Regions from separate parts of the Homo sapiens genome. Here region 2 is linked to region 1. The links are chromatin loops, found by intact Hi-C in ENCODE. Cell type or tissue: endothelial cell of umbilical vein. All regions are shown on one strand. Each heading gives the region's core, and the rest is flanking DNA. Links, peaks and the distances in the headings are about the cores only.

Evidence for each region. Hi-C counts contacts between places; a loop is a spot of excess contacts. Peaks named below come from ENCODE experiments on the same cell type or tissue, not always from the same donor. Only the 100,000 strongest peaks of a DNase experiment are listed, where the experiment ranks them.
Region 2: it touches region 1 in a loop (4-fold over the local background); 7 of 110 quality-filtered maps call a loop at or near these places.

Annotation. Positions count from the first base shown.
Region 1 is chr7:158,692,453-158,700,790 of GRCh38, forward strand. It overlaps NCAPG2 (non-SMC condensin II complex subunit G2), which reads right to left. Exons shown (of 28, transcript NM_017760.7): 3 at 857-1,045; 4 at 390-504. Among named protein-coding and RNA genes, the nearest start is that of NCAPG2, 8.2 kb to the right of the region's middle. In endothelial cell of umbilical vein, for the core only: a CTCF peak has its summit at 3,775 (motif pointing right); a DNase peak (open chromatin) is centred at 3,829.
Region 2 is chr7:158,779,620-158,787,957 of GRCh38, forward strand. The region is part of intron 6 of ESYT2 (extended synaptotagmin 2); the gene reads right to left. Among named protein-coding and RNA genes, the nearest start is that of ESYT2, 46 kb to the right of the region's middle. In endothelial cell of umbilical vein, for the core only: a CTCF peak has its summit at 3,343 (motif pointing right); a DNase peak (open chromatin) is centred at 3,452; H3K27ac peaks cover 416 bases.

The DNA of each region.
Region 1 (8,338 bases), core at 173-8,172:
AAACAACTAGTTTCCTTTTACAAAGTATCATTTCAGGCCAGCCACGTGGGAGGCTGAGACGGGTGGATCACCTGAGGTCAGGAGTTTGAGACTAGCCTGACCAACATGGAGAAACCCTGTCTCTACTAAAAATACAAAATTAGGCGGGCGTGGTGGTGAATGCCTGTAATCCCAGCTACTAGGGAGGCTGAGGCAAGAGAATCGCTTGAACCCGGGAGGCGGAGGTTGCGGTGAGCTGAGATCGCGCCATTGCACTCCTGCCTAGGCAACAAGAGCGAAACTCCGTCTCAAAAAAAATAAATAAATGAATGAATAAATAAAAACAGAAACAAAAACAAGTATTTCAACACCCACTTCTAAATATGCCATTTATAACAAAATCAACTCACCATTTAATATAATAACACATTCCAGTAGGGCTTCGTAGTTCTCACTTTCATTTATTACAGACACAGAAGCAAGAATCACAGATGTAATTGCATAAATTATTTCTATGCTTTTTCTCTATAAATGAAAAATCAAAGCATGAGTGAATTAAAATCATCAACTTAAAATCAGTTTTTAGCAGAAATTTCAGTTACAAATTTTCTAAAAATCAAGCCACAATTCTAGCTTATTCTAAAAAGAATTAAAGTTGAATAAAAGTAAATCATCCTAAAAGAACAGCAATATTTAGTATTAGATTAATAACAGTAGGGTTGAAAAGTGAATAAAACTACAACAGACTAAACTTCTAAAATTCTTGACTTCTAACTTCAAAATCTGTCTTAATGTAAAATTCAATGATACACAGTGAAGTTATTTTTTGACAAAAAAAAGAGAAAAACGTTTCTTATTTTTGAAAAACAAATACTACCATTTTTGAGCCATGTTCGGTTTCCATATTGTCTTCACCCTGGGCTTCCACTACCTGCCACCCATCCACTGGGCTTTCTAACAACACATCTGTCAATAAATTCTTCAGCCTTTGCCATAATTCTTCTTTCTGTTTCCTTGATAATTCATCTAGTAATTCATTTAGGCTGAAAGGATCAGAGGCCTCTTTCTGTAACATAAATAGCAAGTGTCACATTTCAAATACAAAAAATTAATCATATCCTTTTCATAATGTCATCAAAAGAAAAGTTAAGTGTTAACTTCATTACAAGTTCAAGAGTTTGGTTGCAGTATTCAAAATCCATTCCTAAAAGGGAAGAAGCACAGGGATTCTCCACCTATTCTTTCCTAGCATCCTAATCTTCAGAGTTTTTAAAATTTCACCCACTTAGCAAAACCCTCCCTAAAAGGGACCCAAATGTCCACCATCTCCATACCTAGAATTAGATTACAAAAGTAGGCTAAAGTTCAATAACAATGGCAATAATAATACTGTGGCCACAGATTCCAGCCCCAAGTGGGCCCTCAACACCACCTTCTACTCATTCCTCAATATCATTCTCTCCCACCAGCCAACAAGATGATTTCAGATCTCCTCCAACAACCCTCTAAACCCATTTCCTCTTATCTGAGATGACCTCACGTACTCTTTGATGAAGCAAATAGCGGCCCTCATCAAAAGGGCATAGAATCCAATTAAAGGGACTCCCTATAGCCAAATTTGGAACAATGTGAGCACCAAAACAGTGACAGTGATTAATTATAACCAGTTGAATGAAATAAGCATAAACGAGGCCAAGCCAACCACTCTGGGAGAGAGGGCTGCAGTGAGCTGTGATTGTACCATTACACTCCAGCCTGGGCAACATAGCAAGAGCCCGTCTCTAAAAAGAAAAAATCAATGACAGCATACTGATAATAAATATCAAATCATTAATTAATAGCACCTGCATGCTCTAGAATGTCAGTGAATAAACATAGATGCAATACAGGGTTAGAAAATCACTGTTTTATAGCCATCACAATAATTATGGACTCTGGCAGGAATTATCGGGAGATGCTGAAACAAGTGGGTGGAAGCCTGGTGAGCAGCAGGACATTACAGTGTCACCACTTTCCCACAGAGGCAGGTTCCCAGAAGAGACCTGGCGGACACCTACCCACACAGGGACGGACAGACCATGCCATGCGCTTCCTGTCTTGACAGCGCCGAGGACCTAACACTGCTAAGCAGTTCCTGCCAAAATGCACACTAAAATTTAATCAGATCCTCAACAGATGCAAATTGAAGGCTATACCACAAAAGAGCCACTTGCACTCTTCAAAACTGTCGGGGTCATAAAAAACACAGTAAGATGGAGGAACTAGAGTAAAGATAACCTCATAAGCCCTCCATCCCCCCATCCTCTCTTCCTGCTCTCCTAGCTCCTCTCCTGCCCTGGTGTTTGTTTTCTCCTCTTCTTAGCGCTCCTTCATTTTTCATCTAGCTTTTTCCACCTCCGCTTGTTCACTTCTATCTACTCTCTTTCCTCGTTTCCTTGACCCTCCTCCCCTTCAATTCTCCTCTCCATTTTCCTTAAGCCTTTGCCTGTCAATCACATGCAAACACAGACCAGCTCTCAAATGTTTGACCTTAGACAGTATCTTGATCTACCTATAGACCCGACATTCAATCATGAACAATTGAATAATTCTTTACGCCTCAATTATGCAGAAAAAATAAGTTAATGGCCCGCTTAAGTCCATTAATGGTAATTTTCCAGTATATCAATGGACAGTTTTGGTGCTGGGGTCATTCATCTGGGTGATGGACCACAGCTACTGTGTTCAAAGATCAAGAGGTTCTATTCAGGGCAAACTCTGGTGACTGAAGGTGACCAGAGAAATGACTGGGCTGATTCATGACGCTTACATCAGGAAATACTAGTTGACTGATGGTTAGGGCACAGAAACGAATCAGGACCCACCCTGCCCTGAGTAAGTTCACAGTCTAGGGGCAAGAATAACAACCTACAGATTGTTAAAATCTATTAGAGGTGTATGCTGAAGGATATAGCCTGAAGGAAAAGAAATAGCTGCCCATCCACCTATGTGACAAACTAGGATGGGCTGCTAACTCCTTCCTGAAAAATCAACCCTGAAGAAATGAGAGTGAGAGAGGTTCCAGTAACAAACTATAGCAACAAAATGAGACACACACCCAGCTTCACTGAAGGCTGTTTGGAGCTGGGGATGTGAGAAATGAGTGGCTGTTGCCTAGGGCACTGAAGAGCTGGCTGGAAGGGCAAGGAAAGGATGGGGGACAAAAGCTGTTCAAATATCAAAATGTTCTACCTCTCCCCAGCATGGCCTTGGGGTGGTCATTGCCTGGCATTGCCACGACATTAGCAGTGACGGCCCAGGCCTCTAGGGCCATAGGACACTGGGCAAAGGCAGGGCAACACAAAAGCCCAGCAGTTAGAAAGAACACGTGCAGACTAGCGAGCTGCCTGTGGGCATCCTTCCACAACCACCTCCAGCCCCCGGATGCAGAAGCTGTGCAGCCCTGTGCTGTACAGAGCGCACCAGGATGAGGGGCCGGTGGGGTGGACATCCTGCAGGGCCTCTCCTCCCTGTGTGAGTGCCCTGGCCACCTGTGCCCCAGCAAGGTGCCTTTTTGTAGTCTATATGCCCAGAGGGAGGTATCCTCTTGTGACTGGCACAATGTGTATGAAGCAGGGGAAGTCTTGTTGCGTAGCAAAAAACTTGGTAGCATAAAGCAACAATTTTACTGTATCTCATGAATCAGATGCTCACTCTTGGGGACACATGCCTGTGCTTAAGGTGGCAGCTGGGTGTTGGATGTCTGGCACTTTGGTGCCCACTAATGAGGTCTCCCTCTGCAGTCTCATCCTCCAGCCTTTGTGTGTGGTCTCTCTCTCCAGCAGAGGGTGATCCTGCACTTCTTACATGACAACCACGGGCTCCGAGAGGAAGTAGAAGCTGCCAAACTTTCTGAAGGCCACTTCCTCAATATTCCGTCCGTCAAAGCAGGCACAAGCCCAATCCAGATTCAAGAGGAGAGGACATAGGCTGCAGAGGGTTATTTAACAGGATTATCCACAATGTTAAATTTCCTGATTTTGAGGATTTTAATGTGATTATATAACAGAATATCTTTTAGAAAAATACGAACTGAAATGTTTAGAGATAAAGAGGCACAATGCCTACAACTGACTCAAGTGATTCAAAAAAATGTAAATACAAAGGATGATAAAGAAAATGTGGCAAGTGGTAAAAACTGGCAAACCTGGACGTAGGGTATTCAGGATTCCTTTGAATTCCTCTTGCAACTTTTCTTTTAACTTAGCAGTTATTTCAACAGGAAAGAAATTACTTCTCCACCCTAACCCTGCCACCCTCCTCCTCCTAAGTCCACACCCTTAGCTTCCCAAATGTGCCCTGCCTCAGGGGCTCGGCCTTTCCCATTCCTTTTGTCTAGAATCTTCTTTTCCCAAATCTCTGCATGGCCCATTTGGATCTCTGATCAAATATAGTCAGGCAATGCATAGTGATATTTCAGTCAATGACAAACCACATATATGAGAGTGGTCCCATAAGATTATAATGGAGCTGAAAAATTCCTATCACCTAGTGATGTCATGGCTGTCAAAACATCATAGTGTAACAGATTAATCACATTTGTGGTAATGTTGGTGTAAACAAACCTACTTTTTATCATTGTTTTAGAGTATATTCCTTCTACATTTTTTTAAGTTAATTGTAAACTAGCCTTAGGCAGGTGCTTCAAGAGAAATTCCTGAAGGCAATGTTATCATAGGAGATGAGATGACAGCTGCATGTCTGTTATTGCCCCTGAAGACCTTCCACTGGGACAAGATGTTAAGGTGGAAGACAGTGATACTGATGATCCTGACTTGGTACAGGCCCAGGCTTATGGTATATTTGTGTCTTAGTTTTTAACAAAAAAGTTTAAAAAGTAAAAATAGATGGCTGGGCATGGTGGCTCACACCTGTAATCCCAGCACTTTGGGAGGCCAAGGCAGGTGGATCACCTGAGATCAGGAGTTTGAGACCAGCCTGGCCAACATGGCGAAACCCTGTCTCTACTAAAAATACAGAAATTAGCCGGTGTGGTGGCGTGTGCCTGTAATCTCAACTATTCAGGAGGCTGAGGCAGGAGAATCACTTGAACCCGGGAGGCGGAGGTTGCAGTGAGCCAAGACGACGCCACTGCACTCCAGCCTGAGCAACAGAGCAAGGCTCCAACTGAAAAGAAAAAAAAAAAAAAGTAAAAATAGAAAAAAGCTATCAAATAGGGGTATAAAGAGAGTATTTTTAGCAAAGACATGGAATAAACCTAAATGCCCATCAATGATAGACTGGATAAAGAAAATGTGGTACATATACACCATGGAATACTATACAGCCATAAAAAAAGAATGAGATCAAGTCCTTTGCGGGGACATAGATGGAGCTGGAGGCCATTATCCATAGCAAACTAACACAGGAACAGAAAACCAAATACAGCATGTTCTCACTTATAAGTAGGAGCTAAATTATGAGAACACATGGACACGGGGGAACAACACACACTGGCCTATTGGAGGGTAGAGGGTGGGAGGAGGGAGAGGATCAGGAAAAATAACTAATATAACTAAATAACTAAAAATAACTAATTACTAGGCTTAATACCTCAGTGATGAAATAATCTGTACAATAAACCCCCATGAGACAAGTTGACCTATGTAACAAACCTGTACATGTAACCCTGAATATAAAAGTTAAAATAAAATAAAATGAAGAAAGATTTTTTGTAAAGCAAAATAAGTTTGTGTTTTAAGCTAAGTGTTATTATAAAGGATTTTAAAAGTTTATCAAGTAAAACAGTTACAGTAAGCTAAGGTTAATTTATTATTGAAGAAAAATGTTTTTATAAATTTACTGTAGCCCAAGTGTAATGTGTTTATAGTTTACAGTAGTGTACAATGACGTATTAGGCCTTCACATTTACTCACTACTCAGTTATTCACCCAGAACAACTTCCAGTTGTGCCAGCTCCAGCTACACTAAGTGCCCTATTCAGATGTACCATTTTTTATGTTTTATACTGTATTTTTACTGTACCTTTTCAATGTTTAGACACACACCATTGTGTTACAACACTGTGCCTACAGTATTCAGTACAGTAACATGCCACACAGGTTTGTAGCCTAGGACGGTAGACTGTACCATCTAGCCCAGGTGTGTACTGAGCTGCTCCATCTGGGTGTATGTAAGCACACTTTAGGATGTTCACACAACAATGAAATGACCTAATGATGCATTTCTCAGAACCTATCCTCATCAAGAGTCATGTGACTGTACCAACTCTGTTCAAATATCATCTCTGAGGTTTTCTTTAGCCACTCCATCGTTCCCAACTTCCACTTCCACTTGCTTTATCAGTAGTAGTAGTATTTTTTTTTTTTTTTTGAGACAGGGTCTCACTTTGTCACCCAGGCTGGAGTGCAGTTGCACAATCATAGCTCACTGTAGCCTCAAACTCCTGGGCTCAAGTAATTCTACTGCCTCAGCCTCCCAAGTAGTTGGGACCACAGGCACAAGCCACTACACTAGGCCAATTTTTTAACATTACTGTAGAGACGGGGTCTTACTATGTTGCCCAGGCCAGTGTTATCCTGGCCTCAAACGATCCTCCTGCCTCAGCCTCCCAAAGCTCTGGAATTACAGAGGTGAGTCACTGTGCCCAGCCTCCACCTGCTTTATTATTTCTCTATGTGTCTTGTTTTTCTTCCTCTACCACTAGAACATAAACCCCCATTTGTGCAGAAACTTTTCTTTGTGTGTACTATAACCCCAACTCTCAGTGCAGTGTCTGGCACACAGAAGGCACTTAGGACATGTTTGTTAAATGATGGAATTCTCCTCAGTGCTGTGTCCTCCTCCCCATCATTGATTCTCCAAGAAGGACAAGGGCATACAGTATAATCAGCTCCACTCTGGAACACTTGCTTGAAAATAAAAATTTGTTCCAACATTGTCAATACATCAAGGAACAATTTGACCAAAGGCAAATTCCCATTTGCTTATGTGGGATTTCATAGGCAAGAAATACCAGGTGAATGCAGAAAACTGCACCCACTGACTGGAGCCACCAGGATCCCATGAAACACAACTCAGACACCTACCAGCTCAGTCCATTCATACCTGGGCCACACATTGTGCCCCTCACCTGCTATGACCCAAAGGCTCCAACCCCACTGCACTGCACCCTCCCCAGGCCCACCGTGCTCTCCAATGCTCTGTATTCCCCTCTGCCTTGCTTGCCTTTTTCTCCTCTGTTCTACCTCATTTTCTTCCTCTTACACACAGAGGGGCAGGTGTACCTTGGGAGCACAGGCACCTACTCCCAACTATAGAATGTAAATATTTTTCAAGGTAAAGTGCCATGCTTACTATAGTATTTATGCATTTCTTACTGATTTAACATATAAAATTATGCTACTGTTTTATTAGGTTCCTGTTTTTAACATGTCACTGGCAAAATTTTTTAGTGTTGTCCCTCTAACTCCATTTTCCCCATAATCTCTCTGGGTTATTTATTTATTTATTTATTTATTTATTTTAACCAATTCTGCAGAGTGCAGTGACTGTTGGTAATGCATGTGTGGGATTACAGCAGAACTAACTGTACTTGGAAAGATCTACCTGATAGGCCCCAAACTGATTTAAATTCTTATCAAATTGAACTATGGGAAACCATCATTATTATATAAAATGGCATTTCTGTCATTCAACTTGATGAAACCACGTGATGCACAATCCTACACATTTTCATTTTTACACGTAAGAGCCACACGGTGACTAGGTACTAAGCTGAACTGTTAAGTGTTAATAAAGCTTATTGATAAACTAGAGTTAATGCCTCATTAGTATAAGGACTAATTCAGTATTCTCCTGAGATGTCTGCTGGCTTTCCAGCAACACTGCAAAGGCTGGTTGGCACACAACGGGTGGCTGGAAACAACGCACCCCAGAAGGGCACCTGTCATTGTGGCCACCAGTGTGATTTTGAGTTGCTATTTTTACCTCTGATTTTCAATTTAGTTTTCTGTGATTTTGTTAACATTATGGTATGCACTTTGCAACAACAATCTTTTAGACTTTAAAATATGTATGTACTGCATTTCCAATACAATCCATATACACTGCTACTGCTAAAGCAGACATTTATATATTATCTAACTAATTTGCTCTTATAAACACTTCTATGGTGATGAGATGCCTATGAGTTTGCGATTATTTTTAAGTTTACAGGATATCATTTTATAATACCAAAACATGTTATAAGCTCATTTCTCTTATAAAGAAAAATGATTTCTTAAATGTTGCCAGTAACAAATTCATTATTAGATTCCTCTAATTCTTTGTCACTAATTTGATTTTCACCACATAATAA
Region 2 (8,338 bases), core at 329-8,328, 87 kb after region 1:
ACATGGGAAGAAACGACTGATTTTTAAGGACAGCTGTGCAGACGGTGCTGCGGCCCCTTCTGCTCTAAACCGTCCAATCTGCTCCTGTCTCTGATGTGCCTCATCTTGCTCACTGACTTCTCACTTGCTTCTAAGTCTCTCTACGTGGAATGACTGGCAGACAGCCCAGGCCCATATTTGCTTCTATGCCTAGCTACCTTGACTCGGGTATTTGCTTACAGAGGCTATGCAGAGCTTATGAACAAGGGGTTCTTGGCCCTGGGGTGGAGAGGGGCAGTCCTCTGCTACACAACACTGACAATTACAAGACACTTAAGTGGTCAGCATCCAACTTGGTTTCTACCACTAAGGGCAATAGGGGCCCCAGCCCCCATTATTGTGACACCCTAAACATCCATTTCCAAATCTGTCACTCAGAATGACTACCTACGAAAGAGACCATTCAAGAACAAAGTTTCTAAACTTTAAAGTACAATTTGGGAGATTTTAGACAATAAATGTCAATACTAGAAGCATCCCTATCAAAGTTTCCATTTTAATGATAAACTGGCCTTTATTTTCCTCACCAGTAACACGGGAACAATCCCATCCTGTGAGGACTAAGTCAGACAATGCACAGAGGCCACACGCCAGGCTCCAAGCCCACTGCCTGCGACTGCAGTCATCACCTGAGGGCTTCCTTCCCTGGAAATCCCTTTGAGCAATTAAGATCTTTCTCGCCACTATCAAGGACTAGCACATGTGCCACATAAGCATCACAGCGAACATTTACCCTTTTACTTTTGAAGTTCTGTCCCACTTTAATCTCAGATGAGGAACCATCTATAATCAAAGCACAACTGACCAAACATAAACCAAACAAGCAGAGACTATTTCTGACCAATTGTCTTAGAATCATTTCAGAAAAACATTACTTTGTCTAAAACAAAACCTCAAAAAGAATATTAACTATCAACGATGGAGTATTAAAAACACAAAACAAGGAAGTTTTAGTATAAGCTTGTCAGGCAACAGAGGGCATGCCCACGTGGGCCTTGTTGAAAAGACTGAGATACATTTAAGTGCTACTGAAGTTCAGAGAAACTAATCGTCAGGGAGGCAGGAGCAGGAATTGCGGAAGGAAAGGACTCAGCTGGCTTTTGAAAGGAAGAGATTTGAATGCAAGAAAGAAGGCACCAGGCAAAGGGGTCCCCATGTTCAAGGCACTGAAAGGCCTGTCCCTGAGCACAGGGAATGGTGAAGGAGCAAGAGCCAGAGGCTGTAATGACGGAGGGAGCAAGTGGAAAGAGAGAAAGGAAACACGTGTGTATGAGTGAGAATGTGTGTGAGACAAAGAGTGTGAGAGGCTGTGTAAATCTATGTGAGAAAGAGGGACAGAGAACTAATGTGAGAATGAGCGTGAGAAAGAAAATAAGTGTGAGAATATGTGAGGAGTGTGTGAGAACATAAGAGCAAATGTGAGAACAAATGTGAGACACAACATGTCAGAACAAGTACGAGAGAACGAGAACAAGTGTGAAACGAATGTGAGAACAGTGTGAGGTGTGAGGAGTGTGAGAGAACAAATGAGAACAAGTATGAGTGAACAAGTGTGAGAACAGTGTGAGGTGTGTGTAAGAATGAGTGAGAACCAGTGTGAGTGAACAAGTGAGTGAACGAGTGTGAGAACAGTGTGCGGTGTGTGAGAACAACTGTGAGAGTGAACGAGTGTTGAGAACAAAGTGTGAGGTATGTGTAAGAACGAGAACAAGTGTGAGAGTGAACGAGTGTTGAGAACAAAGTGTGAGGTGTGAGTGTAAGAACGAGTGAGAAGTGTGAGTGTGAACAAGTGATTGTGAGAACAAAGTGTGAGAGGTGTGAGTGTGAAACAAGTGAACGAGTGAACGTGTGAGAACAAAGTGTGAGAGGTGTGAGTGTAAGAACGAGAACAAGTGAGTGAACGACTGTGAGAACAAAGTGTGAGAGGTTTGAGTATAAGACCGAGAACAAGTGTGAATGAACGAGTGTGAGAACAAAGTGAGGTGTGTGAAAGAACAAGTGAGAACAAGTGTGAGTGAACGACTGAGAACAAAGTGTCAGAGGTGGGAGTGTAAGAACGAGAACAAATGTGAGTGAACGAGTGAGAACAAAGTGTGAGAGATGTGAGTGTAAGAACGAGAACAAGTGTGAACGAGTGTGAGAACAAAGTGTGAGATGTGAGTGTAATAACGAGAACAAGTGTGTGTGAACAAAGTGAGGTGTAAGTGTAAGAACGAGAACAAGTAAGAACGAGAACAAGTGTGAGTGAACGACAGAACAAAGTGTGAAAGGTATGAGTGTAAGAACGAGAACAAGTGTGAACGAGTGTGAGAACAAAGTGTGAGATGTGTGTAATTACGAGAACAAGTGTGTGAACAAAGTGAGGTGTAAGTGCAAGAACGAGAACAAGTGTGAGTGAACGTGTGAAGTGTGGTGTATGTAAGAACAAATGTGAGTGAACGACAACAAAGTGTGAGGTGTGAGTGTAAGAACGAGAACAAGTGAGTGAACAAGTGTGAGTGTGAGAACAGTGAGGTGTGAGTGTGAAAGAACAAGTGAGAACAAGTGTGAACGTGTGAGAACAGATGTGAGTGTAACAACGAGTGAGAATGAGTGAACAAGTATGAGTGTGAGAACAAAATGTGAGAAATGTGTGAAACAAGTGAACAAGTGTGAGTGAACGAGTGTGAGAACAGTGTGAGGTGTGAGTGTAAGAACGTGAGTGAACGAGTGTGAGAACAAAGTGAGGTAAGAACGAGAACAAGTGAGTGAACGAGTGTGAGAACAAAGTGAGGTGTGAGTGTAAGAACGAGAACAAGTGAGTGAACGAGTGTGAGAACAGTGAGAGGTGTGTGTGAAACAAGTGAGAACAAGTGTGAGTGGAATAGCGAGTGTAAGAAAATGAGTGTGAGAAGCAGCGGGAAAGTGGGAGTGTGAGAACAAAGAATGAGTGTGAAGGAACAAGAGCGTGTGACAAATGAGAACATGTGAAGTGGGTATGTGAGAACAAAGAAGTATTAAAGAACAAGTGTGAGAACAAATGTGAGAATGGGTGTGAAAACGAATCTGCAAGAGAACAAGTGTGAGAATGAGTATGGAAGCTCAAGCATGTGTGAGAACAAGTGTGAAAATGTGTGTCCATGAGAACAAATGTGAGAATGAAACCGTGTGAGAACAAGTCTGTGAGAATGAGTGCGGACAAGTGTGAAAGAACAAGTGAGAGAGAACGAGTGTGTGGGAAGGACAAAATGGGTGTGTGAGACAGGAGGCTCCAAAGCCCAGTCTGAGGTCCACATGAGGGCACCGTGGAGAAGCCACCAGCAGGGCCCGATAAAGGCCTGGCTTTAGAAGGCGCCTTTGGAAAAGCAACTAAAATCAGCGTGCCCCTCCTTCCCCATGGACACGTGCCTCAGGATGCTGGGAGCCTCGCCTCTGGAGGACTGAGCTATTTCAGGAAACTGAAAAGCCAGTGGAACAGGCATTTCCAAAGGACAGGAAGTCACCTCTGAGCTGTTGCGGCTTTTCTACGAGAAGCAGAACGTGTACGGCACTCCAAGATCGGAAAACAATGTCAGGTTTCAACTGGAATGACACAGATGTATCCACGTGTTTCATGAAGCGCACAGATGCCCCTCTTCTCTCTACGTTCCCTAATCCGTTGTGACGGGTGTGGGTAACGTTTACAATTCCAGGGCAGCTGCTTGGCACCTGACCAGTGCTGTATGCCTGGCATCCTGGCTGCATTGAGCTCCACAGTTCAGAACAAGAATCACCTGGGAAGTCTGTTGGAAATACAAACTCAGGGCTCCCACCTTTCTCCAGTTTTTTATTTAGCAGATCTGGGCTGTTGGTAAAGTTCAAAAATGTTTTTCTTATGTTTCTAAGTCCCAGGACTTCTGAGAGCTTCACTTTTGACCACACGGGAGAGCTGACATCCTGAGCCACCAGCCAGCGTGAAACCCCTCCTTCGGGGCAGCTCTGAGGGAGGAGAGGCAGGAGTGGGCTGAACTTGAAGGAAGACGAGATCCCCACAAAACAAGTGAGACGACTCCAGCAAGATCCTAATGAAAGGCCACAGGCCAAGTGTGGGTGAGTCAGAGAACCACAGAGGTGTGCACATCACGTGGTGGCACCTGCATCCCCGGTGTGCAAAGACGACCCCAGGGAGGACACTTCCCATGGGGAGGAGCCCGGGAGGAGGCAGCTGCCACTGTAGAAGGGCACAAAGGAAGCCCCGCCCCACCTTCCACCTTAAGGGACAGAAGCCATGGGGGAGGGAAGCACCTTGAGAACCCACTGCAGCTGGGGAGAGGTCCCTTAAGGACATGGTAGGACAATGTCCCAGGCTGGTAGAGACCTCTATTGCTGGGGCAGGTGCAGACCCTCTCCTGCAAAAGACCCGCCAAAGACACAAGGCACAGGGAGGAGGAGGAGGGTCTCTGGGAGAGCTCTGGCCCCAAGACCCAGGATGGACCAGGACAACAGGAAGCTCCTCTGTACCCCCTCTACTGGGGGTGGGCAAGACTGTCCAAAATAATATAAACATCAAACCACAGATCCCAGAAAGTCGGGGAAAAGAGCAGGATAAATACTGCAAAAACTCCCAGTTACTAACGTGTGGTCTGAGTCTGTGGATGTGCCTGTGGCCCTGACTCTGGAATTCACTGCAGCCTCATCTGCAAGGCTGTTAAGAATGGGCTTCAGGGAGCCCTGTTCAAACACTGCAACCCTCCTACCCCCAGCTGGTCCAGGGGTCGGTATCTGACCCAGCTGGAATGGCTCACAAGCCTGTAATCCCAGTACTCTGGGAGGCCAAAGGGAGAGGCCAAGGATGCAGGAAGACGCAAGGCTTTCTCTGAAGTGCTGGCAGACATGCTATTCCACATGTGGACTGCAGAACCAGATGAAGCTAGTCTCAGAGGGAGAGGAAAGCGAGCAGAGGTGGAGAGAGTCACGAAGGCTTTCGAATTCCTGGTTCCGTTCTGTTCCTGAGACTCAACTGCAGTCCCCTGTACACGTCATGAGACATCAATATATGCTATTTTTATGTTTTAAATAAATTCGTCTCCTTTTTATCCCCATTTGCTTAAAGCACATCAATTTCTGGAGTCCTTGGCTAATAGGATTCAATTTCTTCTCATAACAGAAGACACTGTTTCCATTTTACAGAGGAAGAAATGGAATCTGCGGTTCAAAAGATACCAGCAGCCAGCACCTCCGCATTGGGCTGGAAGACTCCAAAAGTTGGTGGATGAACATGTTTGGAGTAAGCCTAGGACCATTTCTAAGGGAAGTTTTGGGAAAGACCTCCGGGATCCCCTCTAGTCGAGGGATAAATCTCAACAAGACTAAGGACTCTGAAACACCCTAAAACCGTATGCTGCCCAACAACTACCAAGTGAGAAGGATTCCCTATGCACAGCCAAAGGCAAACACCAATTGGTTGAGTTCTTACCAGAACAATTATCCAAGCTTTTCTCCTTACTGATAATTCACCTCTAGTGGCCGGGCACGGTGGCTCACGCCTGTAATCCCAGTACTCTGGGAGGCCAAGGTGGGTGGATCACCTGAGGTCATAAGTTCAAGACCATCCTGGCTGACATGGTGAAACCCCGTCTCTACTAAAAATAGAAAAAAATTAGCCAGGCGTGGTGGTGGGTGCCTGTAATCTCAGCTGCTCTGGAGGCTGAGGCAGGACAATCACTTGAACCCAGGAGGTGGAGGTTGCGGTGAGCCGAGATTGCGCCACTGCACTCCAGCCTGGGTGACAAGAGTGAAACTCCGTCTCAAAATAAATAAATAAATAAATAAATAAATAAATAAATAAATAAATAAATCACCTCCAGTGTCAGGACTAAACCTACATGTAGGAGAAATATTTAATTTCTTAAAATATGAAGACTACTATCTGTTAGGTATTATACTAAGCAGTTTACATTCATTTGGCATTTAATTTTCAGATTTAATTGTGTGAGGTAGGTATTACTGTCCTGACATGTTACAGATGGGAAAACTGAGGCTTAGAGAAGTAAGTTGTTCAAAGGCTACAGTAAGAGAAAGAACTAGGAGTGGAAAACCAGGCTGTCCAACACACACGTCTATCACTTAACCACAGCGCTGTGCTGCCTTCTTCACCTACACTCCAACTTCGTCACCTCAGCAATATTTAGGGTTTTTTTCCTTCAACAAGTTCTACATTATAAAAACTAAACAAGCCAACAAGTAGAAAAATGTATAAAGGTTTCGTAAGGGTTTCTAAATCATCCAAATAGTAGAAAGAAATTTAAAAAACCCACAAAATAAAAACCTTTCTAGAAATATCTTTCACCAGGATGAGGAGGAATTACTTGGCAGCCAGCTGTAACTCTGTTCTCATATTTTCCAGTAAAATAAACTGAAAATTTTCCTTTTCACTGGAGTACGTTTGATGACTTTACTCACCATATAAGGAAATGAGTGACTCTGAACTTCTCAGCCCCATCCTTCTTTTCTGAGCACTAAATTTCATTTGGAAGTTAATACGTTATTTTAAAAGTAAAGTCATCAATGGAAGATCCAAACTAAGTAACAGCACTATTAAATTTTGAAGAAGATTTAAAGATTTGGATTTCGTTACATTCTGAAATGAACTTTTTAAAAAGGTCTTTCTCTAAATTGTTAAAAATGTCCCTGGCTAAAGATGGGTAAGTTAAAAATACTTAGCAATTTGTTAAGATTACTGAGGTTTTTTTGGTCACTAATGAAGTTCGTTTCTTAAACATAGAGGACTTTTAATGACTGGTATGGGAAAAAAAACACATTAATTTTAAATCTTATGAATCTCTTAACTTCCTGAATAGTAAAATTTAATTTTAACAGTAAAATTTGACAGAGATGACCTAGGAGTTTTTGGACGTTCCCATGTTTCGTGTACTTAAAATCGATTCAAAATAAGCCCATTCTTTCAGTAATAAGAAAATCAGAACAATTATTTTATTCATAACAGAAAGTGATGACACTTAATTCTTTTGTTTTTATACAGAAAAAGTACAAGCTGTAGTAAACTTAGTTTATGTCAGGTGTAGATAAACCCGTATTTTAAAAGCCAAATGACAATTTTTAATCAGTTATTTGAATCAAATTATATGAATTAATATTCCTACTTTAAATTACAAATGATGTTGAAGGTACTTCCATAAAGGACTCATCAATGGCACATCTTGCATCATTCATTTGCCAGACTCTAAGGAGACAGTTATGATCCTTGCTTTCAAAGAGCTAACAATAACTGTGCAGAAATTGCTGAAACAAAAGGGGCGAAGAAAGTTTCACAAAAGTGAAACAAAAGGGGTGAAGAAAGCCTTCTGCGGCAAAGAAAAAGGCACAGGGAGGTAGTGGCGAGGTGTGGGCTGATACAGACAACCATATGGGCAGTGTGCACCTGGAGAAGATGACCAGGAGCACAATGAACACGGAGGGCAGCAAAGGGAGACGCTGGACAGAGGCTGCAGGAGCCCAGGGAAGGAGGAAGGAGTTTGTCTGGTGGGAGTAACAGTTCTGTTGTCTTGGTTTTGTGGGAAATAACAAATAGTATTAACTACTGTAAAACAGCAGCAACAACAACACAGTATACGTTCCACATCCCTAATCTAAAAATCCAAAATGCTTCAATATAAGAAACTTTTTGAGTACTAGCATCATGCTCAAAGGAAATACTCACTGGAGTCTAACGCAAATATTACAAAACCTGAAACAAATCTGGTCCCAAGCATCTCCGATAACATTCAACCTGTATATAAAACTGTGTGTACAGTTCATTAAACACACCCCAAAAGAGGAAGGAGATGCATGCTAATGACAGCAGCCCTTATCTCTGGAAGGGAGAAGAGGGAGGTTTACAGATGAGTCTTCTCAACAAAGTGTTCAGGAACATGAGCTCTGTATCAGACTAAACTGGATCTGTATACAGGCTCTTATTAATTGTGTGACTTGGAAAAATAAGACTTTCAAAATCTCAGTTTCTGAACAGTAAGAGAAAACAATGTTAACATTTAGCTTTAGAGTCATGAGGATTAAATGAGCAAATATCTATAAATCATATTCAGTGAGGTGGTGAATAAAATGTGAGCTAAGACCCACCCTTCTGAAGAAGTCCATGTTTCCAAATTTTTGTAACATTTTTATAATCAGGAAAGAGAGCTGTTTATCAAGAGATAAGCTCTCAGTTAAGGCACAAAGAAATACAAAAAACTCCCACAGGATTCACACAACAGAAAGGGACAACGGTGAGTTGATAAAATTTTGTTTCTCCACTTTATATATTCTTCCACGGGTATGTATT